Linked DNA regions of Homo sapiens: region 2 is linked to region 1. A link is a contact called in ENCODE Hi-C or POLR2A ChIA-PET data. All regions are on one chromosome and are shown on one strand. The core of a region is the stretch at or near the end of the contact, and the rest is flanking DNA. Distances in the headings are between cores, read along the strand shown. Region 1 overlaps TNFSF9 (TNF superfamily member 9). Region 2 overlaps VAV1 (vav guanine nucleotide exchange factor 1).

Region 1 (3,128 bases), core at 1-2,500:
GGGACTCTTCCGGGTGACCCCCGAAATCCCAGCCGGACTCCCTTCACCGAGGTCGGAATAACGTCCAGCCTGGGTGCAGCCCACCTGGACAGAGTCCGAATCCTACTCCATCCTTCATGGAGACCCCTGGTGCTGGGTCCCTGCTGCTTTCTCTACCTCAAGGGGCTTGGCAGGGGTCCCTGCTGCTGACCTCCCCTTGAGGACCCTCCTCACCCACTCCTTCCCCAAGTTGGACCTTGATATTTATTCTGAGCCTGAGCTCAGATAATATATTATATATATTATATATATATATATATTTCTATTTAAAGAGGATCCTGAGTTTGTGAATGGACTTTTTTAGAGGAGTTGTTTTGGGGGGGGGGGGGTCTTCGACATTGCCGAGGCTGGTCTTGAACTCCTGGACTTAGACGATCCTCCTGCCTCAGCCTCCCAAGCAACTGGGATTCATCCTTTCTATTAATTCATTGTACTTATTTGCTTATTTGTGTGTATTGAGCATCTGTAATGTGCCAGCATTGTGCCCAGGCTAGGGGGCTATAGAAACATCTAGAAATAGACTGAAAGAAAATCTGAGTTATGGTAATACGTGAGGAATTTAAAGACTCATCCCCAGCCTCCACCTCCTGTGTGATACTTGGGGGCTAGCTTTTTTCTTTCTTTCTTTTTTTTGAGATGGTCTTGTTCTGTCAACCAGGCTAGAATGCAGCGGTGCAATCATGAGTCAATGCAGCCTCCAGCCTCGACCTCCCGAGGCTCAGGTGATCCTCCCATCTCAGCCTCTCGAGTAGCTGGGACCACAGTTGTGTGCCACCACACTTGGCTAACTTTTTAATTTTTTTGCGGAGACGGTATTGCTATGTTGCCAAGGTTGTTTACATGCCAGTACAATTTATAATAAACACTCATTTTTCCTCCCTCTGGAGAGTTGGTTGTTAAATTACCAGCACACGCTGTCCGTCTCTGCTCTACAGAGCTGGCCAGTTTCTTCAGCCCCATAGTTTCCCCACCATACAGATCTTTCACGGCCACCCCTATAACTAGACACATCCTCTGGCTGGCTAAGATAGCCCTGTGATTCTGCAACCCAGGGCTTAACATGTGATTTGTGGGGAGAGGAGGATGGTTCCCCCCAATTCTGGTCCAGGAGCCAGTGTCAAATCTGATTAGTCAAATCTGATTGGTCACCGCCTGTCTGGTAGCGGGTTGTTTGCCTGTTTTGAATAAGACCCCTGGCAACAGGTGATTCAATTCTCTCGTCCCAGCTGATTGGGTCAGGTTGGACACGTGACTTGAGCTGGGCCAATCAGGTCTCCCCAGAAATGTGGGTGGGCTGGACCACAGAGGCTAGAGAGTGGAGAAGAGGAAGTTGTGCAAAGACTCAGGTGTGACCACAGAGTTCCAGAGAGACACCAGAGCTACTTTGATTTCCTTCTTGCCTCTTGCTGGTGACATGGGTTGCCATTTTAATGGCAAAACTGCAATAACTTTTGCCTCAACCTAATAGATTTCTAGGGCTGCCATAAGAAAGTACCGTAAAGTGGGTGGCTTAAAGCAAACGAGCTTTGTTCTCGCTCGGTTCTGCAGGCCAGAGTCCAAAGTCAAGGTCTTGACAGGGCCATGCTCATTCTAAAGGCTCCAGGGAGAAGGCCTTCGTTGCCTCCTCCTAAGTTCTGGTGGTTGCCAGCAATCCTCCAGTCTCTGCCTCTGTTGGTCACATGGCTGTGTTCTTTCTGTGTGACTTCATTTCTTTGTCTCTTCTTCCTGTTTTTTTCTTTGAGATGGAAGGAGTCTCACTCTGTCACCCAGGCTGGAGTGCAGTGGCGCCATCTCGGCTCACTGCAACCTCCACCTCCCGGGTTCAATCAATTCTCCTGCCTCAGTCTCCCGAATAGCTGGGATTACAGGCACATGCCACCACACCCAGCTAATTTTTCTATTTTAATAGAGACTGGGTTTCACCATGTTGGCCAGGCTGGTCTTGAACTTCTCCTGACCTCAAGCGATCCACCTGCCTTGGCCTACCGAAGTGCTGGGATTACAAGCATGAGCCTCTATGCCCGGCCTCTTCTTCCTTTTTATGTATTGTTTTTTTTGTAGAGACAGGGTCTTGCTATGTTGCCTAGGCTGGTCTTGAACTCCGAGCAACGCTCCTGCCTCAGACTCCCAAAGTGCCAGGATTACAGGTGTAAGGCACCAGGCCCGAACTCTCCCCTTTTTATAAGGACACCAGTCATGCTGGATTCAGGGCCCATCCTCTTCCAATATGACCTCATCTTAATTTAAATAATTACATCTGCAAAGACCCTATTTCCAAAGAAGGTCATTAATATAGTTTGGCTCTGTGTCCACACCTACTTTTTTCTTTTTTTTTTTGAGAAAGACTCTCATCAGTTGCCCAGGCTGGTGTGTAGTGGCGCAGTCTTGGCTCACTGCAACCTCTGCCTCTTGGGTTTAAGTGATTGTCCTGCCTCAGCCCCCTGAGTAGCTGGGATTACAGGTACAGGCCACCACTCTTGGCTATTTTTTTTGTATTTTTAGTGGAGCTGGGGTTTTGCCATGTTGGCCAGGCTGGCCTCGAACTCCTGACCTCAAGTGATCTGCCTGCCTTGGCCTCCCAAAGTGATGGGATTACAGACGTGAGCCACCGTGCCTGGCCCCCTTGGGGTTCTGAGCTCCCCTAAGCTAAAATCAAGTTGACTGAAGGATTGCTTTCCTTCTGGAGGCTCTAGAGGATAATTGCTTTCCTTGTTTTTCCAACTTCTAGAGGCTTGTTTTTAATTTAATTTAATTTAATTTTGTAAAGACGGGGTCTCCTCATGTTGCCCACGCTGGTCTTGAACTCCTGACCTCAAGGGATCCTCCTGTCTTGGCCTCCCAAAGTGTTGGGATTACAGGCGTGAGCCACTGCACCTGGCAATTTTATTTATTTTTTTGTAGAGATGAGGTCTTGCTATGTTGCCTAGGCTGGTCTCAAATTCCTGGGCTTGAGCAATCCTCCACCATCTGTAAGAATTAAAGAAAGAGGAAAGAAACATGAAAGGTGGCTTAACAGTCAAGGACAGGTTTATTTTAGAGAAAATAAACCTGAGAGGGGCTTCTAGCCGAGTTAGGTCAGAGGCACACTC
Region 2 (3,296 bases), core at 73-2,572, 290 kb after region 1:
TGTCACCCAGGTTGGAGTGAAGTGGTGTGATCTCAGCTCAATGCCATCTCTGCCTCCCGGGTTCAAGCAATTCTCCTGCCTCAGTCTCCTGAGTAGCTGGGATTGCAGGAGTCTGCCACCACGCCAGCTATTTTTTTTTTTTTCATAGCAGAGACGGGGTTTCCCCGTGTTGGCCAGGCTGGTCTTGAACTCCTGACCTCAAGTGATCCTCCCGCCTCGGCCTCCCAAAGTTCCTTCCAGTGGTTCTCAAGCTGCCCCCACCTCATGGAGTCCTTTTCCTGTTTCCTTGGGGGCAGATATGATGCTTTGGCCTCTAGAAAAATTCCCACAGCTCTGGGGTGGAGAGCTGCTCACGTATTTATTCAAATCTATCTGCACCCACCCTGCAACTGGCTGTTTCTGGGACCTGCCTCAGTTTCCCCATTGTTCTCTGATTCCCCAGGAATGTTCTCAGAGAGCCAACAACGGGAGGTTCACCCTGCGGGACCTGCTGATGGTGCCTATGCAGCGAGTTCTCAAATATCACCTCCTTCTCCAGGTGCCAGGCACATCTCTAGGCGTGGGCTCCACGTACCTACTCTCCTGTGTCTATAAAAGTGGGGACGGGGCTGGCTTCTGGGGGTTGGGTCTCTAGGACGCTCGGGGATGGGTCACTGGGGTCATGTCTCAGCCTCCAGGGTCAGCAGTACGATGGAGGAGCTGGTGAGCTAGCATTGTTTGGAAGGCCCTCCCCGCAGGGAGAAGGGGAGGGGCCCAGGTGACGTCTGACGTCTTGGTTCTCTCAGGAGCTGGTGAAACACACGCAGGAGGCGATGGAGAAGGAGAACCTGCGGCTGGCCCTGGATGCCATGAGGGTGAGTGGGTGTAGGGTGCTGGTGACTCACCTGCTGCAGACACCCTCCTGGTAGGGGCTGATCCTCTAGCCGGGATTAGGTAGGAGCCTGGGTCGGCTGTTGGGGGGCCAGGTTCACCCCTGCCCCCTCCCCAGGACCTGGCTCAGTGCGTGAACGAGGTCAAGCGAGACAACGAGACACTGCGACAGATCACCAATTTCCAGCTGTCCATTGAGAACCTGGTGAGGCGGTGGAGCCGGGTGGGCCAGGGGTGTGGCCACGTGGGGAGAGTGTGTGTCTGGCTCCTTTCTTGGGAGACCCTTGCTAGACCCCCTGCCTACTGCATAGGACCAGTCTCTGGCTCACTATGGCCGGCCCAAGATCGACGGGGAACTCAAGATCACCTCGGTGGAACGGCGCTCCAAGATGGACAGGTGGGTGGAGTCAACATGGATCTGGGATGGAGCCTGGGCAAAGGGGTGGGACCAGGCTCCTAGATGGGCAGGTGGGTGGAGTCAACACAGATCTGGGTGGAGCCTGGGCAGGGGCGGGGCCGGGCTTCTAGATGGACAGGTGGGTGGAGTCGACATAGATCTGGAGCAGAGCCTGGGCAGGGGCAGAGCCAGGCTTCTAGATAGGCAGATGGGTGGAGTCAACACAGATCTGGGAGGAGCCTGGGCAGGGATGGTGCCAGGCTCCTAGATGAGCAGGTGGGTGGAGTCAACACAGATCTGGGTGGAGCCTGGGCAAGGTGGGGGCCAGGCTCCTAGATGGGTAGGTGAGTGGAGCAAACCATATCTGTGGTGGAGCCTGGGTAGGGATGGGGCCAGGTTTCTAGATAGGCAGTTGGGTGGAGTCAACATAGGTCTGGGGAAGAGCCTGGATAGGGGCGTGGCCAGGCTCCTAGATGGACAGGTGGGTGGAGCCAACACAGATCTGGGGTGGAGCCTGGGTAGGGGTGGGGCCAGGTTCTTATGTAGACTTGTAGGTGGAATTAAGATGAATTTGGGGAGGGACCTGAGTGGGGGTGAGGCAAGATTTCTAGACAGACAGGTGGTAGACCCATCCAGAGAAGGCGGTGGAGCCTTGATGGACAGGCAGGACAGGGCCAGCGAGGGGTATGGGTGGAGCGAAGACTGACAGGCAGTAGGGCCAATGCGGATCACGTGGGTGAAGTCAGGATGGACAGGTGGGCATGGCCAAGTTGGCCAAGGAGGAGGAGAAGGGCAGGGTGGGACCAGGATGTGGAGGAACTGGTCAGAGGGCTGATGGGGACAGTTGGGAAGAGCCAGACAGGAATGCGTTATCCATCCTTCCAGGTATGCCTTCCTGCTCGACAAAGCTCTACTCATCTGTAAGCGCAGGGGAGACTCCTATGACCTCAAGGACTTTGTAAACCTGCACAGCTTCCAGGTTCGGGATGACTCTTCAGGAGACCGAGACAACAAGAAGGTGGGGCTTTGACGCCGGAACTATGGGGTCCTCCACGCAGTCGGCAGCTTAGCCCTCTCCACTTGGGCATGTGCCTGTTTGCCAGACTACATCTACATGGAAGTGTGTGTTAATCCACTCAACAGGTGTTTTTTGTTTGTTTGTTTTGTTCTGTTTTTTAAGATGGAGTCTCGCTCTGTCGCCAGGCCGGAGTGCAGTGGCACAATCTCGGCTCACCGCAACCTCCGCCTCCTGGGTTCAAGCGATTCTCCTGGCTCAGTCTCCCGAGTAGCTGGGACTACAGGCACACACCACCACGCCCAGCTAATCTTTGTAGTTTTGGTAGAGACAGGGTTTCACCATGTTGGCCAGGATGGTCTCGATCTCTTGACCCCGTGATCCACCTGCCTCGGCCTCCCAAAGTGCTGGGATTATAAGCGTGAGCCCACTCAACAGTTTTTAAATTGAGCACCTACTATATCCAGGGCACTCTTCTAGGCACTAGGACTAAAATGGAAAGCAAAACAGAATTTTCATTTTGTTTGTTTGTTGGTTTGTTTTTGAGACAGTCTCACTCTGTTGTTCAGGCTGGAATGCAGTGGCACGGTCTTGGCTCACTGCAACCTCTGGCTCCCAGGTTCAAGCAATTCTCCTGCCTCAGCCTCCCGAGTAGCTGGGATTACGGGCACCCACCACCATGCCCAGCTAAATTTTGTATTTTTAGTAGAGACGAGGTTTCACCATGTTGGCCAGGCTGGTCTCAAATTCCTGACCTCAAGTGACCTGCCCATCTTGGCCTCCCAAAGTGCTGAGATTACAAGCGTGAGCCACTGTGCCCAGCTTATTTTATTTCTTGTATGGTACTTGCGTTCTTATGGGATGCTTTCTACAAAGAAAATAAAGTAGGTGGCTGGGTGCAGTGGCTCATGCCTGTAATCCCAGTACTTTGGGAGGCCGAGGTGGGAGAATTGCTTGAGCCCAGGAGTTTGAGATCAGCCTGGGCAACATAGGGAGATCCCCGTCTCTACAAAA

Evidence for each region. Hi-C counts contacts between places; a loop is a spot of excess contacts on that map. ChIA-PET counts read pairs that join two places held with the same protein, here RNA polymerase II (POLR2A). Pooled maps may share reads with other maps.
Region 2: a pooled map shows a loop between it and region 1 (2.5-fold over the local background). The contact joins two enhancer-like sites. A Hi-C loop is called at or near these places in 1 of 50 pooled maps. POLR2A ChIA-PET finds 5 or more read pairs at or near these places in 4 of 52 experiments (PC-9, RWPE1, activated CD4-positive, alpha-beta T cell and 1 more).

What each region holds. Positions count from the first base shown.
Region 1 is chr19:6,535,006-6,538,133 of GRCh38, forward strand. It overlaps TNFSF9 (TNF superfamily member 9), which reads left to right. Exons shown (of 3, transcript NM_003811.4): 3 at 1-919. The coding sequence ends at 61. Among named protein-coding and RNA genes, the nearest start is that of TNFSF9, 5.5 kb to the left of the region's middle. RefSeq lists enhancers at 1-49, 910-999, 1,750-1,849, 2,160-2,369. Within about 2 kb of position 1,251, at least 3 of the 41 ENCODE cell types and tissues checked have a DNase peak (open chromatin) inside an H3K27ac peak, as active enhancers do.
Region 2 is chr19:6,827,634-6,830,929 of GRCh38, forward strand. It overlaps VAV1 (vav guanine nucleotide exchange factor 1), which reads left to right. Exons shown (of 27, transcript NM_005428.4): 10 at 443-538; 11 at 786-854; 12 at 989-1,075; 13 at 1,182-1,267; 14 at 2,153-2,285. Among named protein-coding and RNA genes, the nearest start is that of VAV1, 57 kb to the left of the region's middle. Within about 2 kb of position 1,323, at least 4 of the 41 ENCODE cell types and tissues checked have a DNase peak (open chromatin) inside an H3K27ac peak, as active enhancers do.